Regions from separate parts of the Mus musculus genome. Here regions 2 and 3 are each linked to region 1. Evidence: chromatin loops called from intact Hi-C (ENCODE). Cell type or tissue: left cerebral cortex. All regions are shown on one strand.

Region 1 (8,000 bases):
CACTGGTGACCCTGGCTCTTGGCCCTCGTTCCCACTCATCACTGGCCACACCTCTCCACGGCTCCTCCCTCAGGAAGTCTCCAGTATTGAGCCTGGTACTGTGTGCCTTGATGAAGGCAAGCCAGAGCCAGGGTGCTCCTGGAGGAACTGCAGTCTGCAGGATGGGAGGCCTCAAGTGAAGCTTCCTGCCCTGTGTATTAAGTCAACGGAATCTGCCAGCTCCTAGACCAAGCATCAGATGTCTCAGGATGTACCAAGCAAAACCAATTCTGGCTTCCTCTCAGCTGCAGGCTGTCCCTTCACTTTCTCCTCCAAATCCCTGCCACTGACTTCAGTGCTATGTATGGCTGCACGTGAGCAAGGGCAAAGCAGACAACCCTGTACCAGTGGTAAAGACACAAATTAAACTGTTTATTGCAGAAATATGGTCAAGGTTCCATTTACGTGGCTCCCAGTAAGGAGGTACCGAGCCTTTTGGCCTAGAGCCGGGTGGGAGAGATGGGAGAGTCAGAGGACATCTGGCCAGGGCCTCAGAGTTGAGAGAGGATGTTGGGGGCCAGGCTGCAGGTGAGGCCTGTGCCATCTGGCTCCACGTTCAGTGCCTTCACTATGCCGTTGTCTATCACCATGGAGAACCTGCCGGAAAGAGGTCCAGCTGCAGAAGCCCAGGCAGCAGCCAGGGCCCCTAGTGCCAACAGGGAGGGGCTGGGTGCCAACAGGGAGAGGCTGGGGGGAGGGGGTCTACTTTACCTTTTCAGCCGACGATTCCCAAAGAGAGACACCAAAGAATCATCCAATAATAAGTCTGTCGCCTAGGGAACAGGCAGAGATGGGGGTCAGAAACCCCCACACAGGCCCGGGGCTGCTCCCATATAACATGTCCCTCCAGGACCAACCGCAGGCTGAGGGAAGGATGGCACACTCACCTTCCCAAAGGCTCCAGTGGGGTCAGCCAGGAGCCGAACCTGCAGAAAAGAGAATAAATGTCACAAGGAGTGAGAGGGCTCGGTGAGTGAAGGTGCTTGCTGCCAAGTCTGGCAACCTGAGCTCAGTCCCCACGACCCCACCTGGTAAGAGAGACTCAGGTCTCACAGGTTAGCCTCGACTTCCACTCGTGCATGATGGCACAAGTGCCCACCCCACACACAAAATGAGTAAATAACATGTCACAAAAACAAGGAAACTTCCTACCTGGCCCCGTCCCCCTCACGGGCCCCACACCTCACCTTGCCTTCTGCCTGGTGGGCTCGACCCCACTCTTCAATCACAAAGACGTCATTAACGCTCAGACAGGCCACCACCTGCGCTCCCTTGGCCTTCAGAGCTCCAGCTTGCTCCACAAACCCAGGCAGGTGGGTCTGAGAGGAAAACAAAAGGTCAAAGGAGAGCAACTGCAGTTGCTCAGCCTGCTCCCCCTATTTCCTAACATCCCTGACCAGGGTAAGGAAACCAGTGTGAAACTGGCCACTTCCTTTTTGCCTTGGCTACTAGGAAGCTTGGACCTAAGGGTGTATGGTCAAGACCATAGGCAAATCTTTTGTCTCATTAGCCCGAGTCCCAAGGGCTTCCACCACCAGCGTCAATCAGAGCTATCAGATTTAATGTGGGTTCTTTTCTCCCACACTCCTGGTCCCCAGTTTCTGATTCTCGAAAGGAGAAGTCTCACCTTAGAACAGCCAGGTGTAAATGCCCCAGGGACTCCAAACAAAACACCTTTCTTGCCCTTGAACAGCTCTGCCAAGTTCACCTTCTTTCCCGGTTCCCCTTCAAATACCTCCACTGAGGGAATGGCATCTCCCACCTGGAGAAAAAGACTCCAGGGTAAAACAGAGTGAAGAGAGACTAGTGAACCACAGCCACACAGATAGACCTTGATGGAGCCAGTGCTCACACCCAGCAGAAAAAGTGCCTGGCGGTTCAGGGGTCCATTTCTGTCCTCGCTCTCCTGTATGTCCTGCCTGCCCCACATCCTACATGACTGATTCTGCTTAAGGCCAGTTGGTGGCAACAGAGAAAGGGAGAGGCCTTCTCAAGTGTTGCAATACTGTATAAACAAGCCACCCAAGATGGGTCAATGCACAGAGGAGGGGTACAGAGGGCTATGTTTGGGGTTGAGAAACCGCCTGGTAACAGGCAGGAAGAAAAATCCTATCCACACACCAGGAGAAACACTTTGGAAAACCAGGTTAGCTATGTAAGCCAAAATGTTCAGGATGTAGGCTCTTGGGGTCGGTGGGAAGTGTCAGCCCACCTGGGGGCTTTCAGAGCCACAAGAGGAAAGGAAGGCTGAGGTGGGTAGGTAAAGGTGCCCACCACCAAGCCTGGTCAACTGAGCTCTAGCCCCACAAGCGACATGGTAGATAGAACTGACTCCTGAGAAAATTGTCCTCTGACCACCACACTCACATGCCTGTTACCAAACACACACACTAAGTACATGTTTAAAAGTTTTTCTTTTTTCTTCTTTTTATAAAGGGCCTTTAATCCTAACATTCGGGACGCAGAGTCAGACAGATCTCTAGGAGTTTGAGGCCAGTCTGGTCTACACACCAAGTTCCTGGCCAGCCAAGACTATATAGTAAGTCAACCTCTGTCTCTGTGTGCCCCCCCCCTTCCTTCCCTCCCTCCATCCCTCCCTTCCTCTCTCCCTCCCTCTCTCTTTCTCTAAAAATTAAGTCCAAAAACAGGAGAGGGGATAGGTTCAAGAATTCCCAGAAAGATCAAACAGAAGGGCGGGATCGGGGTGAGCATACATAGAGTGGAAACAGAAGTGGAAAAGATCAACCCAGGTCCCCAAGGGACCATGGCTCTTTCAAAAGATGAGATGAAATGGAGTTTAGTACAATCACAAAAGTGCTGGGGCTTTGGGGAAAGGGTTGGAAAAGCTGCCAAGCGGCAAAAGAGGCATTTTAAGAATGTGGGAAATGACATAGCATTCGGTCGCTTGAAAATGGTGGGGACTTGTCCCTGGACGTGGCATAGATGTGAGAGGGCAGCTCAAGAAATGTCCCAGGACGGAGAAGCAGAGACAGGGTCTTACAAAAAACATGACAAGAAGAAACGTCAAGGAGGACAGCCCGAGACCCCGCGTGGAACCCAAAGAGACGCGATAGGCTGGACCCAGGAAAGGTAAAACCGGTCACCTTGATCGGGGCCATGGTCACCGCGGAGCTGCTGAAGCTGCGGGCTCCGCCACACTCCCAACCTGCTTCTTTCCGGCCTGCTCTGCCTGCCAAGCACGTCGATGCACGGAGCACAGAACTGGCTTTGCAGCCCAGGACTCGAAGCCCCAGCTGTAGCATACCCGCCCCGCTGCCGCAGCCCACCCGCAGATGGCTCTGCCCACAGGAGGTGGATGCAGGGACAGCTCCGCCCACGCCGCACGTCCCACGTCGCAGCCACAGCGCCGGCTTAGAGGGGCAGGGCCGTGACGCACTACGACGCGGCGGGGCTCTCAGGGCTCGCACACCTTCTTCAATCGCAGAAAGAGGTGCCTGGTTTACCGACGTGACAGTTCGTGACCCATAGCCGCAAACAGAGGTCGGGGATGATCTGGCTGAGCCTCAAATGTGTTCGTTTTACCTGCGCCGTAACGCAGCCGGTTTACACGTGACTTGCATAGTGTGTACTCTCTTCAGCGAGCGGGATTCGGCGTAAGCCTTTGCAGTCTCCCCGAGAAACGCTTCCGGTACCAGGACGTGACCCAACACAGTCCTTCCGATCTCGGCTGCCGCCAAGCCCCCCAAAAGGTCCCCTAAGTCGGCCACTTCCGGTCCGGCGAAGAGTTCAACGGCTTCAAAGCGGAAGTGGTAGAAAGGAGAAGTGTGGACTCCTTCCGGTTCCGGCCTCACGCGCTCCGCTGTGACAACATGAAACTGCTCACCCACAATCTCCTAAGCTCCCATGTGCGGGGCGTGGGCACGCGTGGCTTCCCGCTGCGCCTGCAGGTAACTGCACAAGGGTTCATCGCCCATATAGTTCAGGGTGGAGCCTCCGGGACCCGGACCTACCTCGCTAAACCTTTTTACCGCCCCCCCCCCCCCGCAGGCCACTGAGGTCCGCATCAACCCCGTGGAGTTCAACCCGGAGTTCGTGGCGCGGATGATCCCCAAAGTGGAGTGGGCGGCGCTTGTGCAGGCAGCGGACACCGTAAGGACCCCGCCCCTTCTGTCGCCCCTTGGGGGCGGGCTCAGGCTCTGAGCCTCTTCCCTGCCCGGACGGCCTCGGTGTTCGTGTGCCCACTGACCACGTACGCTTCCTTTCCACAGTTAAACTTGGCCGAGGTACCCAAAGAGCCGACTGAAGGCTATGAGCACGACGAGACATTTTTGAGGAAGATGCACCACGTGTTGCTTGAGGTGAGAATCCTTGGGCATCGCCTGCCCAGACCTCCCACTGAGGCTACCGGTGCTTAGCTTTGTCCTGCTCCCCTGCAGGTTGATGTACTGGAGGGCACCCTGCAATGCCCAGAATCTGGTCGTCTTTTCCCCATCAGCCGCGGGATCCCCAATATGCTGTTGAATGATGAGGAGACTGAGACGTAACCTTGCTAGCCGCCACTTTGGTATTTTGTTGACTGTGTGTTTCTGTTGTACGGTCTGTTAAATAGACGTGTCATGTGTGACCCCCAAACTCCCCCCAGTGACTCACCGACCACCGTGTACTTGAGCTCCATAGTATATTTTTTTTCTCATTAAAGGTTCAAAACCAAAAGCGGTTTCTCTTTGCAGCAAATATACATTAAAATAGAGTCTCTGTACAGCCAAGGGCTCTGGGCCCTGGCTTGCCCCATGGCCCTGCGCCTCCCTGGCCAAACCCAAAAATAAATATAGTGTTATTGCTCTGCAGGGCATAGAGGCAGTGCTGTCCCCCACCCCTTGAGGTGGGAGCTGATAGGGGGCCCTGGCCACCCCTGGGGTCCAGGGGCTGGAGCCTGCTTGGAGTTATTGCTTCAAGGGGGGGCAATAATGCCCAATGCGGATGAGGAGAGGAGCGAAGGGACGGGGCCTTTGCTTTCCAAGCCCCCCTCTGCTCCGGAGAGGAGATCGGATTAAGCAGCAGCAAAAGCATCACCCAGTGGGAGCCGGCGGCCTCCATCCCTTCCCTCCCTGAGATCAGTGTCTGCCTCCTGCACATCCCCTGCAGCCCCCTATGGCTTCCGCGAGGCCCCCAACACTCTTGGGGGGCACGTTATGGCTTGCAAGGGGCAGCACTGTGCCCACACCTGGGCATTCACTTTCCTGGCTTCTGACAATCCCCCACACACACAAAGTGGGGAGGGAAGGGCATGAAGCCTTCTCCCAGGGGCGGATGGCATTGCCCTGGCCCTGCCAGCAGGCTATGGCACTGCCCAGACTCCAGCTTTGCCCCTTTGGGGCTAACACCCTATGCTGGGCAGATCCTGCCAGCCACCCCACCCTGTCCCACCCCTTGCCTCAGTCCATCATGGCCTCAAGCATTTCCAAAAACAGCTTGTGCATGGGCACCTTGCCCTCCAGCTTCACCCCATAGAAATGGGCCAGGACTTTGCCTGCTGTCTGGCGGAGGAGTGGCAGCGTAAGCAGCAGCCTGCCTGCACGCCTCCGCTCAGCACCCCCTCCAGGGCCAGCCCGGCCAGCTTCATACTCCAGCAGGGCCTCATGCAGGGCTTCGCGCAGCTGCTCCACAGCCTCAGCATCTTCAATGTGCACAGAGTCTAGGAAGGGAGAGAACCATTGGCTGAGATGACTAAAGGGCAGGACTCATCTGTTTGGATACTCTGGGTGGGCTAATACACTCGCTGCTCTGCCTGTGAGCCGGGGCCTATCCTTTCTCACCAGTGGACACCTCCCAACCTCCACACTGCCCCTCTCACTACTGCCTGGTTGGCACACCACTAGGGCTCAGAATCCTATGTATAATTCAGGACCTTGGCTTACTTGGTGATTTCCAATAATTATGCCTCAGTTGTCCTCATCCACAACAAAGGGTCATACCACCATCATTGACAGTTGGAGGACCTTATGGGGAGACCTGTGTGTGTTTTCCCTGATCACTCACCAGAATTGGCAAGGGCCAGAGCTTTCAGCAGGACGTACTCCTCCCGCTCCAGCCGAAGAGCTTGCAGTCGCCGAACCAGCTGCAGCAGGGCTGCCCCCAGATCCCCCAGGCCAGCTGCCCGTGCCCCCTCTTCATCTAGGACCAGGTCCTCAGCAAAGGCCAGCTCATCCTGCAGTGGCAGTGAGCGCTGGGCCACACCCAGCACCAGCACTTCCATCCACACACTCTGCAGTACTGACATCTGGTCAGACAGTGACAGTGAGGAGAAGCCTGGAGGGCAGGGGAACAGGACAGGTCAGGAAGGCAGCAGGGCCAAATACGGCCTACCTGTTCAAGGATGCTCAACCACCCAGCCCTTTACCTGGGATGCTCTTGGCCCAGCTGATGGTGACCACTATCTCTCGATCAAAAAGGTCACAGAGAGTGGCCACAGCGGGGAGGTGTCCATCGGGGCTTGCTGGGTCAGGCATGGCGTACAGCTTCTCAGGTTCAACCACCAGCAGATGCGACACCAGAGCGTTCACTGGGGCTACAGTGACAGTGTGGGGCCAGAGTCACGAACACACATCTGCCAGACCTCTGAAGTCCCTCAGAGCCAGGTGCCTTCCCAGACATTCCCCTCTGGCCTTCCCTGGACTCCGATGGTAAGCCGGAAGACAAAGTATTCACTTCCTCAGAGAAGGGCTGTGAGCACTAGAAAATCTACCTGAGGCTTGGGGGTAGCTTACAGACGCCACAGTCTAGCATTTAGTGGGCCATGGTTCCCCCAACACCTTTACAAAAAAGAAAGTTCCCCGACCCCGTGCTGATTTGTTTTTGTCAACTTGACACACGTGTATGTGGGAAGAGGAAACCTTCAGAAACTGCCTCGATATGGTTGGCCTGTAGGCAGGGCTTTCTTGTTTGCTGATTGATGTGGAAGGGCCCTGTCTACTGTGGCTGGTGTCATTCCTATGCAGGTGGGCCTGTGTGCAACAAAGCAGGCTGAGCAAGCCAAGAGGATTAAGCCAGGAAGCAGCATGCTTCCATGGCCTCTATATCACCTCTTGCCTTGAGTTCCTGCCTTGACTTCCCTCGGTGAGGGTGTGACTTGAGAGTTGGAAGCTGAAATAAACTCCTGCTCCCCAAGTTGCTTTTGGTCATGTTTTATCACTGCAACAGAAACCCTAAGACACCCCCATCCTGATCATGCTTCTACTTGGGCATCTGGATTGTGAAGTAGTTTATTGTCCTTGAACGTACTACAGCCACCTATGACCCTAACCTCCCGGTCCTGGTTTGCCTACTGAATGCTGGAATTAAAGTGTGCATGGTGTTTGCAGTGCTGAAGATCAAACCCAGGGCTTCACACATGGTAGGCAGGCACTCTACTGAGCTACATCCTGAGCTATGGTTTGTAAAGATCTTTTATAATTATCTCTTAGGGAGAAATGAGAAAAGTAAGGCCTGGGTCTCAGGGTCTCACCTGTCTTCCTGGGTCCTCCAGCTACTGCCAGAGGTCCAGCAGGGAAGGGGCCCGGGAAAGGCAAAGGGTCCACCTCTGGCCGCCGTTTGTACTTCTGCCGTCCGCCGCGGACACGGTCCAGACGCACACCTTGAATTGTAAAGCCAAACTGTTCATGAAGTACTTGCTCCGCGCAGCTCTACTTCCCCACCTTCTGCCCAGGCTCCCACCCAACCCACGGGACCACCCCCATCTCACCCAGGCTCTGCCCAGTGCTCACCCTCCTTGAGCATGCCCACCCGCAGGCACTTGGTGAAGCGGCAGGCCTGACAGGCCTTGCGTCTCCGCTTGGTGATCTCACACTCATTGGAGGCCGGACAGCTGTACTCGATGCTCCCTGCCAGGAAGAGGCAGGGCTCCAGTGGCGGCCTCCCAGAGCCCGGAGGGGGCCCAGATGACAGGAGAGCCCTGACTCACCCTGGGCAAGCACCAGTCTGGGGGTATTGGGAGGAAAGGG
Region 2 (8,000 bases), 69 kb before region 1:
AGTGGGGTCTGCACATTCTGCCCTTTGACCTCTTATTGTGTGTAACATCGGAAAAGATGGAATACATTTGTGCTCCCCATGCTGCAGCCCGGCCTTCAGAGGTGAAGGACCTATGAGGTCATACATTAAAGCCTCACCTGGAAGAAGGGGTGACTCTTGACTTCCTGCGCACCCTGGGGACCTGCGCCCAACCTCTTCTTAGGGTCCTTGCACAGCAGCCGCTGTAGCAGGTCCTGTGCCACAGGCCCAATCCGGAGAGGGAAGGGAGGGGAGCACTTCAAGATCCGTCTGGGAGGATGGGTGGGGTGTCAGGGGCAGCAAGCCCCCTCCCAGCCCAGCCCAGGAAGGCCGTATAGCCCTCAGCTACCCTCCATGACCTGTACAACTCACCGGGACACCTCAGCCTGAGTGTTCCTCTCTCCCTCCAGTGTGAAGGGTGAGGCCCCTGTCAGCAGCTCGAAGAGCAGGATACCCAGGCTCCACCAGTCCACAGCCTATGGAGCAGGGCCAGAGTGAAGGCCTTGTGCACTAGCCCCACCCCTGCCACCTTCACCCTGACAACCCACCTTGCCATGTCCAGCCTTGCTTCGGATGATTTCGGGAGCCATGTACTCGATTGTGCCACAGAAGGAGAAGGTCCGCTCTTTCTGAGAAGCCAAGAGGACCCATTTGTATACCTTATTTGTATACCTTAGCTTCACCCCTACCCCAAGGGCCCTAAAGGCTTAGAGCAGAACTTGCTCAAATTAGAAGATTCTGGGAAAACAGTGGGAACCTTGGTACCCGACCACTCTGCAGCCCCCTCCCAGGGGGCTGACACGGAGGGAGCAGGTCAAAGGCCTGGCTGGGAGCGCCACTCACTCACCTCCTCCGTCAGGAACTCCTTGCTCAGCCCAAAGTCTGTAAGGACGATGTGACCTTCTGAGTCAAGTAAGACGTTCTCCAGCTTCAGGTCCCGGTAGATGATACCCAGCTGTCAGGAGCAGATGGGACGTTGAGTGCCACCCTGAGAGACACACTACACAGCCACAGCCCTGTGGGTCCCTGCGGGTCCCTGTAGGTCCCCACGTAGGATAAAGAGATGCCCTGAAGATCTTTCACCTGCAGGGAGAACTCCAGGGCAGGATAAAGCTGGGCAGAGCTAGTTATTAGATAAGAAAAGCCACTGGATCCAGGCATGTAAACTCATGCCTATCCTCCTAGTGCCCAGGAGGCTAAGGCAGCCAGCTGAGGCTAGCCGAGGTTAGCCAGCAATTACCAGGAGAGCCGGGTTACTGAGCAAGACCCTCAAAACAAAACAACGAACAAAGAGGAAAAGGAAGAGATCAAAGAGAAAAAAATAAGGACCAAGGCTGGGTGGGACTGGTTAGAAGAGCACCTAGCATGGGGCCCTGGGCTGGGTCCCCAGCACCCCATGAAACCAGGAGTGATCAACAAGCCTGAACTCTCAAAGAGACAAGGGCTGCAGGATTCGAAGTTCAAGGTCATCTTGACTACACAGGGATCTGAAGGCCAGCTTGGGCTACATGAGATGGCTACAGGAAGAGTTAAACAGGGGACCATCGAGAGGGCTCAGCAGAGAGAGTGCCGGCAATCTGAGATGGATCTCAGAACCCATGCAAAGGTGGAAGGATATTGTTAATGTCACAGAATCTGACCCACACATGTGCTCTGGCACATATGCACATACACACACCACACATGCACAAAATAAAAGCAAGTAAGAAGGGACTCAAGAAGGGCCACCAAAGGTACCCTGCATTGAGAAGTCCTGTGCACAGGCCCCAAGGCGCCCAGGAGTGTGAACAAAAAGCCCCATTTCAGAGGTCTTGGTAACTGAGGTCTGAGGTCACCACTTAAGGAAGTCCGATGAAGGTTAGCCTAGGTTCCTGTTGGAGGAAAGCCCCTTCCAGAAGGTTCTGGAGCAGAAGACCCTTCCAGGTAGTGCTGTCTCAAGCAGTTCTTTCAAGGTCCCCGCCCAGGCCACCCCTGAAACAGGAAGCCCCTCATTAGGTTCAGGGCAGTCCCAGGAGAGCAGCCAAAAGGCAGGGCCGTCTCTTACCTTGTGCAGGTGTTCCAGGGCCAGCACAATCTCGCCCCCATACACTCGAACCTCAGCCTCCTTGAAGTACTGGCGCTGGTAGAGGTGAGTGAACATCTCACCACCGCTCACGTAGTCTGGGAGTGAGGAGACGTTGAAATGTTTCCCTACAAGGTAGCCTAATCTAACTCCCGTCCCTCTCCAAAGCTGAGATGTGACAGGCCCTCACCCAGGATGAGGTGCAGCTTGGCATCCGTCTGGAAGGCGTAGTGCAGTGTGACCAGGAAGGGTGCTTGGCGAACCAGCTCCAGCACCGAGCGTTCGGTGCGGGTATGCTCCTGTGTCTTCGCGCGCTGCACCAACGCCGCCTTGCGTAGCACCTTCATGGCATAGAGCTTGCCCGCGTCGTGCCCACCCGTCTTCCGCACCAGGAACACCTTCCCATAGGCTGTGGGAGCAGCAAGCAAGCGGTTGGAAGGTGGGCTGTAAGTGCGAGGGCGGTGCAGACTGGTGGGAAGGGGGGTGCAAAAGGCTGACAGAGCCTTCTAAGGAGAAGGTGAGCCCTCCCTGGAGGGTGCTCGGTTAAGCCTGAAAAGCAATTTGCAGTGCAAACTAGCCTGGGGAGCTTGCAACTCCAGAAGGCCTGCGGGGCGGGGAAGGGGCGGGGCACGTGCAAACCTGGGATGATCAAGAGAGCTGAGAAAAGATGAAAACGCTGGCACCGGAGGCAGAGGCGCGCTCCCAGTCAGCGGAGGGATGTGCAAACCCGGACTGGGGAATTTGCAAAATACAAGAGTGGGGCTCGCAAGGGAAGATGGGGAGAGAAGCTGTGCAAAGCTCTTGGGAGGGAGTCAAAACCCCAAAGAGGCTAGGAAATCGCGGCAGGGGGCACGCACGCATAGGACTTTGCAGAGAAGAGTCCTGTCAACGTGGACGCCCGGCAAGTAGGCTCGGAACCCTGGTACGGTAGGGCGGGGCGGGCAAGGGGAGCTATGCCGGGAAAGGGTGGGGGGACCTCCCCAGCAACCAGGCCCAGGCCCAGGTCCAGGCGAGTGGGCGGGCAGAAGGCCCAAAGCACCATGCCAGTGAAAGCGGTTTCTCACCTCCCGTGCCCAGCACCTTGAGCAGCGCGAAGTTCTCCACGCTCACCTTCTCCTCATGCCCGGTGAGGTTGGCTGCGGACACAGGGGGGCGAGTGAGCCCAGAGGGTCGCTGACTCTTGCCACCCGTCCGGGAGAGCCGCCTCGGGATCCGGCACCCACCTTCGGTGATCTGCAGCTCCACGGCGCAGCCCTCGTCCTCATCCTCGTCTCCCATGGCGGGCGGGTCGCTGGGGCCCGCGCGGCTGGGGCTACGGGCGGCGCCGGTTACATGGCGGCTCCGGCCGGGGCGGGTGCTTCCTGGTGCCGCCTCTGGGGCCGAGCGGGCGCCGGCACCGCCTCCCGGCTCCCAGCCCGCCCCGTGCGGCCTGAGTCAGGCGGCTGGAACGTGACGGAGCGGGGCTGCGGGTGGGAAGCATCAGACGGTGGCAGGGTCTCCTGGCCCCGGGACCAGTGAGAGCCGTGCAGGGCCTTTGGGTGACATGTGGCTGCAGCTGGAGTAAGCCTCCTAGCCAGGTGTCTGTCCAGCAGGATATGGAGGACACTAGAGGTCTGTGTCCCAGGATTTGAGGAGGGCTGCCCACCCAGGCTGATGGAGCCCTCCCTCCCACGTGGCAGCCTTGCCTCTTCTGCTCCTCTTAGCCAACAGACACAAATCACAGCCCACTTCCTTCTTTAGGACCACTCGTTACACTCGTTAAGCTCAGCAAATACACTGGAGATCTTTATATTCCCTGGACACAGGAGCCCTAGGCTCTTGATGCTGGGCCGGCAATGGGCATCCTGAGAGTACACTTCAGAAACAGGAAGCCACTTTACATGGGTAAAGTTGCTTTTGCCCCAAAGGAGACCAACTGAGTTGGATGCCTAGTTCCCTCCCACATGGTAAAAAGAAAGAACCGACTTCCACAAGCTGCCCTTAGATCTAAGTGCCTGCACCTACATACAATGCAAACATATGGCATAATATAAAATAAATGTAATTTCAAAAAGAATTAAAGAGGGAGCCTGCAGGGCTGATTGCACAAGGACCCCACTCCACCTTTCCCAGGGAGCCCCACCCTCCCTGGGGCAGCCTCGGGTGCCCTGACTCACATCCTGCCACCCAGCCTAATTGTCCCTGTATTCGTTTGCTTCTTTGTTGCTGTGATAAAACGTTCTGACTTAAAGCAGCTTGGGGAAGGGGCAGTTATTTGGTTTGCAGGCTACAGTCCATAACTGAGGGAAGTCAAGGCAGAAACTCAAGGCTGGAACCTGGAGATCAGAACTGAAGCAGAGACCATGGAGGAGCACTGCTTATGATGAGGAGCACTGCTTATGAGGAGCACTGCTTACTGACTTTCATCCCTTGACTTTTTCAGCTAGCTTTATTACATAACCCAAGCCCATCTAGCTAGGGATGTATCACCCACAGTGACTTAGGCCTTCCTATAATCAATTTGCAATCAAGAAAATGCCTCCACAAATATGCCCATGGGCTAATCTGCTGGAAGCAGTCTCTCAGCTGTGAGGTTCCCTCTACCTAGGTGTCTAGTTTGACAAAAGAACTATGACATTTCACCCCGTCAGCTCGTCTGTGTTAAAGCATAGCCTTTCCTTTCTTATTTGTCCTTAAGGTCTCATGCTAGCATCCCAATATTTTAAGAAGGTAGCATACACCTTTAATCCCAGCACTCAGAAGGCAGAGGTAAGTGGACCTCTGAGTTCGAGGCCAGCCTGGTCTACAGAGTGAGTTCCAGGAGAACCAGGGCTACACAGAGAAACCCTGTCTCAAAAAAAAAACAAAACAAAACAAAAACAAAAAGCAAACAAACAAAAAAACCAATAACTGGATAGTCTTTATTATCTTTTTAAATAAAATCTAGTCTCTTAAATGTGGGCTACTGTAAAGTCTAAAATACTGACATACTTTAAGATTTCTTTATTTTATTTATTTATCTTCTGGCCTCAAATCATTGAAGCTGCTCTGCTCTGCTAGCCTGCCATCCACAGAACACATGGCTTGTCTTGAAGGCTTGAGTCAGTTCCTTTCCACAACTGCTGCTGTCCTTAGCATTTGTCCCACATTCCTGGTATCTCCCAGATCCTGAGGTCTCCACTGCGACTGAGACTGGACCTTCACCACAGACCTCCTGGCCCCCTTCTGGGACTCTGACCTTGCTACATGGTACCAAGCCTCAGCTGTTCTCCATGACCCTTCCAGGCCTTTGAAACCAGTACCATTTGGAAGCCTCTTACACATTGTTTGCCAAGTTTGATTGACAGCTTAAGATGCAGCCTTGGCCCCTACTTGGCCACAGCTTCTGTGTGGTGACCCTGAGAAACATTCTCCACAAGATTTTGCCTCAGTGACACTGGTTTCTTATTAGTAGTAGCTGAGTCAGCCCTAGCTGACAAACATTTGTTGTCTCAGTAAATCAAAGGTTTCACTGATTTTTTTTCCTCCTGTTTTTTTGGGACGGGATTTCTCTGTGTAGCCCCAGCTATCCTGGAATTTGCTCCATCGGCCAGACTAGCCTCAGACTCAGAGATTCACCTGCCTCTGCCTCCTGGGTGCTGGAATCAAAGGTGTGCACCACCACAGCCCAGATCACTTCTACTGATTCTTATTTCAAATATATCATATGGATAACCCTGACAAACTCTGAAACTTCACAAGCCAAGCCACCATTGTCTGCACTGCTCTCACTGTGGTCTCCAAGTTCCCACAACAGTTCCTTAAGCTCTGAGCACTCGACAGCATACAAGCCACATGGTCCATCAACTTCTATATTAGTTTGCTTCTCTGTGACTGTGATTTAAAAAAAAATACTCTGGCAAAAAGTAACTTGTGGGAAAAAAAGTTTTAGCTGGCAAGCCAAGCCAAGCCAAGGCAAGAACATAGAGGTAGGAACTTGTAGCTGTCTTTTGCTACTTTGTGGGGTTTTTCTCCCACTCTTCTCTACCCCTTTTCTCCCACCCTTTCAATTTCCTAACACAGGGTAAGAGAGAAAAAAGGATAGAGGGGAAAGGAAAGAGATCCCTGAAGAAAGCCAAGGTGAGAAAGGAGGGAGACATTATTGTTAGACTTCCTGCTGACTAGGGGTTTCCAGTTCCTTGGTGCAAGTTTAATCTTCACCATCAGGTTATCTAATTTCTTCTTGTTTCTTCTTCGTGCACACGACTTAACAACCCACGTAGCCTCTCAACCCACGTAGCCTCTCAAGGGCCCTAGTGTCTGTTTATATACCCTTTGAGAACTCCAGAATTCCAAAAGTCACATAACACAGTCTCAGGAACTCTCTGCCCCATATCCCACACCTGGGATTAAAACTAAAATACATTCACATAATATTTCTGTGGTTTTCAAAGAAACCAAAATTCCAGAGTTGTCCCAGCAGGAACTGGAGTGGAGACCATGGAGTGGAGACCGTGGAGGGATGCTGCTTGTTCCCTTGCTTCCTCTGCCGTGCTCGGCTGCCTTTCCTTCCTTCCTTCCTTCCTTTCTTTCTTTCTTTCTTTCTTTCTTTCTTTCTTTCTTTCAAGATTTTTATTATTTTTAACTGGTGATCATGGAAGCCAGAGGCATTCCCTAGAGCTGGAGTTACAGAAAGCTGTGAGCTTCCCAATGTGGGCCTTGCAGAAGAGCAGTGAGTGCTCTCAACTATTGAGCCATGCCTCCAGGGTCTCTCCTAGCTTTTTTATACAGCCCAGGATCACCTGCCTAGGGACATAGCATCACAGTGGACTGAGCCATCCTACATCAATCAAGAGAATGCCTCCGTAGACACTCCCGTATGCCAATCAGATGGTGACAATTTCTCTGTTAGCTTTCCTCTTCCCAGGTGTCAAATTGACAACTAAAGCTGTATCAGTTCCCTTTTGTCATCCTGGTGACCCAGCTCAGAGATGTGCCATACCACCTCTTATAGAAACCAGACTGTGAGCTCCCTGAGGAGCTGACCAGGGGTTTCCAGTTCCTTGGTTCCTCCAAAGCGGTTGGGTGGGGGAAGATGAGGAGGTTGGAAAACATGGAGAGAGAAAAGTGCCCTGAGAGGCAGGGTCAGGCCAACTAAGTTCACTGTTCTCATATCCCAGACCCCAGGTCTCATCCGCTGTTAAATGCCTACCCAGGCCCTGCCCCCATTGGCTGGTTACCTGGCGGGCTCATGCAGGTTTTCACAAGGCCAAATGGCCACACTATGATTCCTTTTGCTGCCTGATCCAGGCATGGCTCCCTGACTACAGAAGCCCACAGCAATAGACGTCCCCAGCACCTCCAGTCTCCCACAAGCAGCCAGCAGACACAGAACCCAGATTCAAGGGGTTTCAGCTTTATTCTTCTTTCCCTCGTGTCCCAGACAATGCTCAGATATCAGCCCAGGCCTGTCCCCAGGGAATGGGCCTTAGCTCCCCATCTAGAGCTGGCAGAGGGTTTTCTTGCCCACTCTTGCCAGCCGTCTTCAGCTGGGGAGTCTCCCAGGGATCGTCTCCTTGGTGAGGGCTGTACTTCAGAGCAAGAGCCCTGGCCAGGAGCTCCCGGTTTGGACCAATCATCTCCCCTGTCCACAGCCTCGTCCCAGCTCCTTCTCAGAGCCCCAGTATAGGCTGTGGGGGACCTGAGAGCCCAGGCCTCTTTGTCCAAGGGGTCTTCTTGGGGTCCCCTGGTCCCCCGGCTCTTGGGCTGCCTGGGAGCCCCACTGACCCTACAATGGGGAGAAGGCTGCACGCCTAAGCCGTCTGTCCCCACAGAATCACTGGCTGAGGGAAGGGGTAAGGAACTGTTTCTCCGGTTTCTGCTCCTGGAAGGCTGGAGAGAAAGATTGGGATCAAGTTTCCTCCCAGAAAGATGGCCAGCAGTCAAGGCAGCCCATGGGACC
Region 3 (8,000 bases), 54 kb before region 1:
TCAATGCCACATCCAGGGTTTCTATGTGCAGCCCTGGATGTCCTAGAACTCACTTTGTAGACCAGGCTAACCTTGAACTCACAGAGATCAGCCTGCCTCTGCCTCCCAAGGGCTGGAATTAAAGGTGTGCGCCACCACTACCTGGCACACTTCATCTTTACTGAATGTTTTGTTTTCATTTTCTCTCTAGGCAGAGTTTCATGTAGCCCAGGATAGCCTCCAATTCATTATACAGCCAAAGATCTCTATGCTGTCAACTTGACAGAAGCAGTCATCTGGGAACAGGAAACTGGGAAAGTGCCTCCATCACACTGCCGATAGGCAAGTCTGTGGGGCATTTTCCTGGTTAATGATTAATGCAGGAGAACCCAGCCCGCTGTGGATGGTACCATCCCTGCACAGGTTGTCCTTCATTGTATAAAAAAGAAGAGAATAAGCTATGGCAAGGAGTCAGTAAGCAGAGCCCTTTCATGGCCTCTGCATCACTCAGTGAGTTCCTGTCTCCAGGTTCCTGCTCTGAGTTCCAATAGAAAAGCAATCTAAACAATGGCCTTGAACTTCTAATCCTCCTGCCTCCGCATCCTGAGTGCCGGAATGAAAAGCATATGTCTAGTTTATAGGGGCTGGGTATGGTGTATGCTCTGTGCGTGCCAGGCAAGCTCACTGCAGAATGGACTCCAGCCCCGGCTCCTGGAGAGCTATTGTTTGGTCACTTACAGCAGGCCTTGGCCAGGTATGAGTCAGGCACTTTCCACAATCATCCTGGTCTGCTAATAGACTCTGAGTGCTGCAAGGCTCAGTATCTGTTTTATACAGGAAGAAGGGGCCAGGGCAAAGGGACAGAGTCTACCACAACAGGAGTGCAGGATAGACCAGAGAATTGGCAGTGTGAGTCCTTCCTGTTGCCAGCCCCATCAAGGACTGGCTATCAGGTGTCCTGCAACAGCAGGAGCGGGCTGGATTTTCTACCTTCTGTCCCATCTCAGTGCAGTGAAGAAACCCACACCATTACAACCCAGCAGCTGTCCCAGGCCCTCATTTCCTGACCCACTGCTGTACCCCACATACCTCCCGAAGGGCTTGTTTCTCCGCATGTTCCCTCTCAGCTTCCTCCAGATGACAGCGGACCTGGCTCTCCAGAGCCTGCACCTGCTGCTCGGCAGCCTCAACTTGAGCCCGCAGCCTGGGCCCGTCACGTTCCCACTGCCTTCGCTCCCTGCCTGCTGCTGCTAGTGCCTCTGCCAGGGCCTCCCTCTCACGAGATGCAGCCTCCAGCTCCAAGCTAGCCGTATCCACTGCTTCACGCAGACGGGCCTGCTCCCGGGCCTGGGCCTCTGCCTCCTGATGGGCCTCCGCCTCTGTTCTGCGAGCTTGGGCCAGCTCCTCAGAGAGGCAGAGAGCCTCTGCACTTCGGGCCTCCAGTCTTTGGGCTTGGGCTTGCAGTTTAACCTCAAGGCCTGCAACCTCTCTCCTTAGTTGTGCTACCTCATCTCTGAGGGCCTGCTCCTCTGGGATAGCACTGACCAGGGTCTCCCCCGGGGTTGGCTCCTCCCTGGACCAGGCATCAGGCACCCCTTCTGATGTCTGCTGTGGTTTCTGAGGGCCCAGTTTACTCTCCAACCCCTTGGGCCTCTGTTCATGCCTTCCTGTCTCTTTCTGTTGCTTGGATAGTTCTAGTTCCCGATCCAGGGCCTTCTGGTCCTTCAGAGGCTCCCGGAGGGTGAGCTCAGCAGATCTGGGCCTGCATTTGGGGCTCTCTTGTTTTAGGACCTGGGCCTTGTGTACCAACTCCCCTTGGGGAGCCTCCCTGCTTCCAGTCTCTCCTAGCAACTCCTGCACTTCAATTCTGACCTCTGGACCCTGTGGTGGGTCCCAGACGATGGGACTCTGGAGAGGGACTCTATGACCAGACTTCTCCAGGCACTGATGTGTCTCCACAGTAGGGTCTGATTCTTGGAGAGCTTGGTCTGAGGTCTGGGGATCCTGAGATACCATCTGGAGAGGACTCTCCAACTCTGGGTGTGAGTCGGGTGCCTGAGAACACTTGGGTGACCTTGTGATGTCAGAGTATGATGCTGGAGAAGGCAGGTCCAAAGATTCGGAGCCTTCACCTCCTATCTGGCAAGCGGGGCTTTGGGGGCTGTGATGGAGGGCCGAGGGAGTTGCTGGATCCCTGTTAGGCACAGGTGGCTGCCTGGAGTTCTCCCTCTGCTCCTCCAGCAGAGGGTGCTGAGGACATATGAGAGAGACAATGGGGGTTATTAGAAGGATGTGGGTGGGAAGCAGCGAGGATAAGGATACCGGAGGGACCAACCTGGCTGCCAAGCTGTGCCTGAAGCATCTGTAGTTGGCCTCGAAGCTCCCGGTTCTCCCGTTCCACTGCCCTTAGCCTCCCAGCCTCTGCTTCCCTCACCTCATCTTGCAGTGAGGGTGCTGCTCCGGGTAGGGAGGCTGGAGACATGACCAAGTCAAACTCTGTCCGCCCTCTCTGACTCCCACCCCAACACCTCTCAGAGACTTAGTAAGGACTTGAAAACAAGTCCTCCCCACTCAGAGAGCCTGCCTTCACCCCCAGATCCTTGCCCTTACCCTAGGCCTAACTCACCCTCCCCAGGGGAGCCTGGGGGTGGCTCCAGACTCCTCTGAAGTTCCAGCTCCAGCTCCACATTCTCTTCCACCAGCTGCTCCAGCTGATGCCGCAGAGAGTCCAGGTCCTGGGTGTGGAAAAATAGGTCAGTACCTTGTTCATCGGCCAAATGTGCAAGTCTGAATATCCCAACATACTACAGGAATCACGTAGAGAAACCTTGGGCATCATTAGAGTCATGGAGAACCAGGGACAACGATGGACAGGTCAGCCTAGCTCACCGCATGGGCCTCGCCCAACCGCGTGCGCAGCAGGAGGTTCTCCCTCTGGGTCTCATGCAGCCTGGCTGAGCGCTCTCGGGCAACCTCCAGCTGTTCCTCTAGCAGGACCTTCGAGGCCTCCAGGGCCTCGGAAAGGACCCGCTCCTCCTGGTGGGAAAGCCAGGAGGATCCTTGGTGAGATGAAATCTTTATGCTCAGAGCCTGGCAGTTCCAGATTCCTTCTCCTGGGACAGCTTCACACCCTGCCTCTTTCCCTACCTCCCATTGCAACTCTCTTCAAGGTCTCCCCAGGTACCCCAAGGAGAAGCCTTCCAAGGCCGTATCTCTCTAGACCCCACTTATCGGTACAGCTACTTGGTGGGGTCTCACTGCCGACTTCCCTATTTTACCCTATCCGTCTCTTCAAGTCTCCTCCTCTTCTCCCTTACATCCGCCCATCCTAAAGAGCTTGTCCCAGACTTCACCTGCTGTATCTTCACCCGCTTCACCCAGCTATCACGATTTCCCAAGCAAGGCTAGACCCACTCTTCTCTTGGCCAGACTCCCCTCCTACACGCCCCGCCTCCAGACCACACCCACCAAATACTCCGCCTCCAGCCCCGCCCCCACCTCACCTCCAGCTGACCCTTGAAGACCTCTGCAGCTTGAAGCTTCTCGCGACAGCGCCGCAGTTCTTCCTGCAGGCGTGGCAGGCGGCCGGCCCGCTCCCGCAGTGCCTCTGCCTCCTCGCGGTAGAGCTCTGCGCGCTTGGCTTGTGCGGACAGCGCCTGAGTCTGGGCCATATGGTGTGGAACTAGGATTAGCGAGCCACGGGACAGAGGGGTGAGGGATCGCAAGAAGCAATAGGACCACGATGAAGAGGGGACAATGGCGGAGGGCGGTGTGTTGGGGGGAAGACGTTGGACCGCACCTCCTGGCGGAGCCTTCGAATTTCAGCCTCCAAGCCCTGCACCTCGGCCTGGGAGTCCAGCAGTTGCTCAGCCTTCTCCTCCCTGGAAGGATGGGATGATGGAGGGTGTCTGCCAGCTGCAGAGCCACACCCGGGGGCTGGGGACCCATCCAGATCCCACTGACCCCTTCCTGAGCCTTCAGACACTCACACCTCCTGCCTCAGGCGTCTCAGCTGGGCCTTGGCATTGGTCAGCTGCAGAGCCAGATGGTGCGAGACACCCTCCGCAGACGCATTAGCAGGAGCCTCTGGCAGCAGCAAGTGGGCTGGCTCCCGCTCTAGCAGCAGTTCAGCCAACCGCTAGCAGGAAGTCAAAGGTCAAAGAAGCATCTTCCAAAACCTCTGCACATCGGGCCTCCGATCCCAACAAAATCGTTCTGGGTTATGACAGCCCCATCGCCCCTTGCCTGTCCCCTACCTGTGCCCCCAGATCGCGCTCCCGCGCCAGCCTGGACATCATCCCTGTCAGGCTCCGTAACTGCATCTCCAGCTCCTCAGCCACCAGCTCTCCGGATTCTGGTCCAGCCAGAGCCAGTACCACACCAGCACCAGGTTGGGTCACCTGAGGGCACAGAGAGCAATACATCAGGAGGTGAAGGTGGCTTCAGGGGTAGCAACAAATCCCCTGTGCCACCCACCACAGTACCTAGAGATCAGGAGTTAGACATAATTCCTGGTAGACAGACAGACAGGAAGAGCAGCCATGACATGGAAGAGGTGGCAAAGCTCTTCCAAGATGGCCAGCTTCCTCCTCAACCTGCTTACTTAAGACAAAAGCCTGGCAGCTTTTGCCGCCCACTAGTGGACCCTTGCTGACATACTGGCTCAACAAGTTCAAGGCCTGATGAGGACATGTCACACAACAGTCTCTGACCAGAGAAAATAGGGTGAGGAAGACTTCTCAGAGTCTTTAAAACCGCAGGCCTCCAGAGGAGACCGGGTTTGTTTGTTTGTTTGTTGGGGGTGTTTTTGTTTTTGTTTGTTTGTTTGTTTGTTTGTTTTGGCTTCCTGAGCCCTGCTTCTGCAAAGCAGAGCCTTGTTCTCTGTGTGTCTGCAGCATGTGTGCTTGCTCGCCCTCCATAACCGCCTCTCCTAACTGCTGTTTCTGTCTGCTGTGCAAGAGCTCTCTCTGCTGCCACCTGCTGCGCTTCAGATTTTTCCCTGCCATTTAATTCTTCAGCTGGCAGAGAAAATGAACCCAATCAAGCCCCTGGACTGTATTGCTGCCGTCAGTACCTCCTGGATTGCACCAGCCAGCTCGCTCTGGACGTCAAGGCTGAGGCCCCGGATGTGACGGATGAAGAGCTCCCGGTGTTCACACTGTGGTGGACAGAGAAGGCCCAAAGCTGGCACACAGAGGCCCCTCCTCCTGTCAGAACTCCATTCTCTTCTCCCGTCCCCTCTTCACCTGCACTGAGGCCCCCAGCAACAGCCGAAGGATGCTTTCCAGCTCGTCCACTGCCTCTTCTGCTGGGCACAAGCCACAAAGGGTTAAATAGGGACATGGGGCAGGGACAGAGGACAGAGGGTGGGTAGGAAGCAGCACCTGAGAAGGGGTCACACCCCATTGTCTGGAGGTCTGGAGGTGGTGATAGGATCAGCAGCTGTAGCTCCTCCTAGAATAGGCCAACACTAAGAAAGACACCTTCACAGGGGCTGCTGGGCCTCCTGTCTGGCCTTCCCAATGTTTTACCTGGTAAAAATCCCTCAGTCGCCCCCATAGATGACAGAGGTTCCACATCCGACAGGCTGCAGGACCATCACGGCCCCTGACCATTCGAAGTCCTCCTCGGGAACTGGGAGCACTATGATCACCCAGGGAACATGGGTGAGAGGTTGGCTTGAGGACCTCCCCACAACCCAGACAGGCCTTGCCCTCCACCCTCAGACTCCTCCTACTATTCACAGCCCCCCCCCCAACTCAACTTCCCCATGTCACTTACATGATGCCCAGCACCCGAAGGAGTAAGGCTCCATCGATCAGCCGCAGGAATCTCTTCTCTGTACAAAGAGCCCCCTCTTCCTCCTCCTCCTCCTCCTCCTCCTCTGTTCCCCCCGCTGATTCTTCTGCCTCCCCCACCAGCCCAGCCAGTCCCAGTGCCTGTGGAAACAAATAGAAGTCAGCTAAACAGGTAGAAACTCCCCACCACCACCACCCCCAACTAGTAAACTCATCCTGAGTCCCTGATCTGTCCCAAAACACTCTATGATTCCCACTACCACCCCCCCACACACACACACACACTTCACCAGTGCCCCTGAATGCCTCCTGCCCCAGTTCCCAGACCAGCTTCCCCTCCCCCCCCCCTGCTGATGCTATACACCCAGCCCCTCCTCCCCCAGCCCTCAGTCTGCCCCACACTCTCTTCCTCTCCCACCTGACCCTCACCCAGGTGGCCAGACTCCCACTCAGAAAGCCTCTGAGCCTGGGCCCCTTGGCCCCCTCCATGTTGGGGGTCAGGGTGTAGTCCCTGTCACGCTGTGGCAGCTACACCTGCTCTGAGAGGAAGAGGAAGTCCCCGGCTGGGGGATCCCAGAGGCCCAGCCACAGACCCTGTACAGCTTCCTTCTTCCGGGGTTCTGCAGGGCTGCGAATCGTGTCTCAGCACATACACGCAAACACACACACACATCTTCCCTGGGTCTCAGATAAGGTAAGACTAGCTACAAAGCTGTAAGTTAGCTGAGGGGAGGCCTACAGGGTTCCTGACTCCATGGGAATAACGGGAAGACCTTTTCTCTCGTGGGCAAGAGAGAGTGACCTCAGCCTGGCACTCTGTCGTCACTAAAAGAGCTCTGGCCTTGCCTTGGAGTCAATAGGCTGGTCTAGCATTCACTATAGGTAGTCCAGGATGGCCTTGAATTTGTTCTTCATTTGTTGGTATCTCCTTCTTCAGTCTCATGCCAATCTGTCAGCTGTTGAAGCCTGCTACAGGTGCTGCATGTCCCAGCCAGCTCCTCTGAACCCCAGGAGAGAGTAGACGCTGACCCTCCTGGACTTTGTAAATACTACACTGAAAATGGAGGAAGGCCAGTAACCGCAGTTACCAGACTCAGTTTCCCATCTGTAAACTCCTTAAAAGGAAGCACACAATACCCGGGAATGTGACTCAGTCCATAGAGGGCCTGCTTAACATATACAAGGCCCTGGGTTCAATCTCTAGTACCTTATAACCGGGAGTAGAGATGCATGCCTGTGATTCCAGCCCCTTGAAGGGTAGAGACAGGAGAATCAGGAATTCAAGGCCATCCTGGATTACCTATAGTGAATGCTAGACCAGCTAAACCAATTTAGTGAGACTGTTTCCCAAAATAATGATGATGCTGGCCAGGCATGGTGGCACACATCTTTAATCCCAGCACTCAGGAGAAAGAGATAGGTGGATCTCTGAGTTCAAAGCCAGCCTGGAGTTCTAGGACATCTAGGCCTGTTTAGAGAGACCCTGTGTTAGAGAGAGAGAGAGGAAGAGAGGGAGAGAGAGAGAGAGAAAGAGAGAGAGAGAGAGAATAGTCACATGAAATAAGACACTGTAGTCCTACTAAGTGCTTTCACAGGGCAGTCAGGGAAGGCTTCCCAGAGGAGGCAGGAGGCAGCCTGCTGAGAGGGAAGGATAGCCAAGGAATCAGCAGCTAGAAGCATAGATCAGGAACTACTTGTGTTTGTCTTCTTGTCTGTCTCGGTCATCATTTCTAAAGTCAGGTGACAAGGTACTGTTGCCCTTCAGCTGGCTTCAGCCCTGATGCAGCTGTCATTGCAGGCACAAGAAAATTCCAAAGCCCCAGCAGCAACTCCCGAGAAAGGCTTGAGGAGCTTAGAGGAGGACTCTGAGGTCTTTCAGGGAGCACTCTGAACCCACAACCCAAATGGTGGGAGCACCAGAGGGAGGGACCTGACCCTGGTTTTCAGGTCCCCAAGCTGGTGGTGGAAACTGTTTGAAGGAGGGATGTCCCAGAGTGGGAGGTTGCCGGAAACAGACACAGGGACTCACAACAGAAGCCATCTCAGGAGTCGCCTCTGTGTGGGAATTCTGCCACGGAACTCAGCAATTCCTTTTGATCCTACCATCGTGTGTGTGTGTGTGTGTGTGTGTGTGTGTGTGTGTGTGTGTGTGTGTGTGTATGTGTGTTTGTGTGTGTATGTGTATTTGTGTATTGTGTATGTGTGTGCATGTGTGTATGTGTG

Evidence for each region. A loop is a pair of places that touch in the nucleus more often than their neighbours do. Peaks named below come from ENCODE experiments on the same cell type or tissue, not always from the same donor. Only the 100,000 strongest peaks of a DNase experiment are listed, where the experiment ranks them.
Region 2: it touches region 1 in a loop (4-fold over the local background); 12 of 42 quality-filtered maps call a loop at or near these places.
Region 3: it touches region 1 in a loop (2.0-fold over the local background); 11 of 42 quality-filtered maps call a loop at or near these places.

What each region holds. Positions count from the first base shown.
Region 1 is chr19:6,906,316-6,914,315 of GRCm38, forward strand. It overlaps Prdx5 (peroxiredoxin 5), which reads right to left and starts at 3,791. Exons shown (of 6, transcript NM_012021.3): 1 at 3,144-3,791; 2 at 1,667-1,801; 3 at 1,227-1,358; 4 at 927-965; 5 at 751-812; 6 at 382-636. The coding sequence starts at 3,302. The coding sequence ends at 531. It overlaps Trmt112 (tRNA methyltransferase 11-2), which reads left to right and starts at 3,383. Exons shown (of 4, transcript NM_001166370.1): 1 at 3,383-3,947; 2 at 4,048-4,149; 3 at 4,269-4,358; 4 at 4,437-4,713. The coding sequence starts at 3,870. The coding sequence ends at 4,544. Esrra (estrogen related receptor, alpha) reads right to left here. Exons shown (of 7, transcript NM_007953.2): 3 at 7,764-7,880; 4 at 7,505-7,633; 5 at 6,401-6,568; 6 at 6,040-6,309; 7 at 4,662-5,695. The coding sequence ends at 5,436. It overlaps Mir6990 (microRNA 6990), which reads right to left and starts at 7,971; the gene lies at 7,881-7,971. In left cerebral cortex, no CTCF peak of the experiment used is centred here; DNase peaks (open chromatin) are centred at 3,398, 3,747 and 4,166; H3K4me3 peaks cover 3,270 bases; H3K27ac peaks cover 2,134 bases.
Region 2 is chr19:6,837,190-6,845,189 of GRCm38, forward strand. It overlaps Rps6ka4 (ribosomal protein S6 kinase, polypeptide 4), which reads right to left and starts at 3,438. Exons shown (of 18, transcript NM_019924.2): 1 at 3,304-3,438; 2 at 3,145-3,216; 3 at 2,271-2,489; 4 at 2,063-2,178; 5 at 866-973; 6 at 567-647; 7 at 391-494; 8 at 138-288. The coding sequence starts at 3,358. It overlaps Ccdc88b (coiled-coil domain containing 88B), which reads right to left. Exons shown (of 27, transcript NM_001081291.1): 27 at 7,434-7,930. The coding sequence ends at 7,875. In left cerebral cortex, a CTCF peak has its summit at 3,478; DNase peaks (open chromatin) are centred at 2,676, 3,493 and 3,748; H3K4me3 peaks cover 2,013 bases; H3K27ac peaks cover 1,740 bases.
Region 3 is chr19:6,851,874-6,859,873 of GRCm38, forward strand. Ccdc88b (coiled-coil domain containing 88B) reads right to left here and starts at 6,338. Exons shown (of 27, transcript NM_001081291.1): 1 at 6,207-6,338; 2 at 5,761-5,918; 3 at 5,511-5,622; 4 at 5,364-5,433; 5 at 5,226-5,284; 6 at 5,054-5,137; 7 at 4,236-4,379; 8 at 3,969-4,117; 9 at 3,779-3,860; 10 at 3,483-3,641; 11 at 2,869-3,015; 12 at 2,606-2,714; 13 at 2,315-2,451; 14 at 1,069-2,229. The coding sequence starts at 6,266. In left cerebral cortex, CTCF peaks have their summits at 2,223 (motif pointing right) and 4,952 (motif pointing left); DNase peaks (open chromatin) are centred at 1,210, 4,956 and 6,341.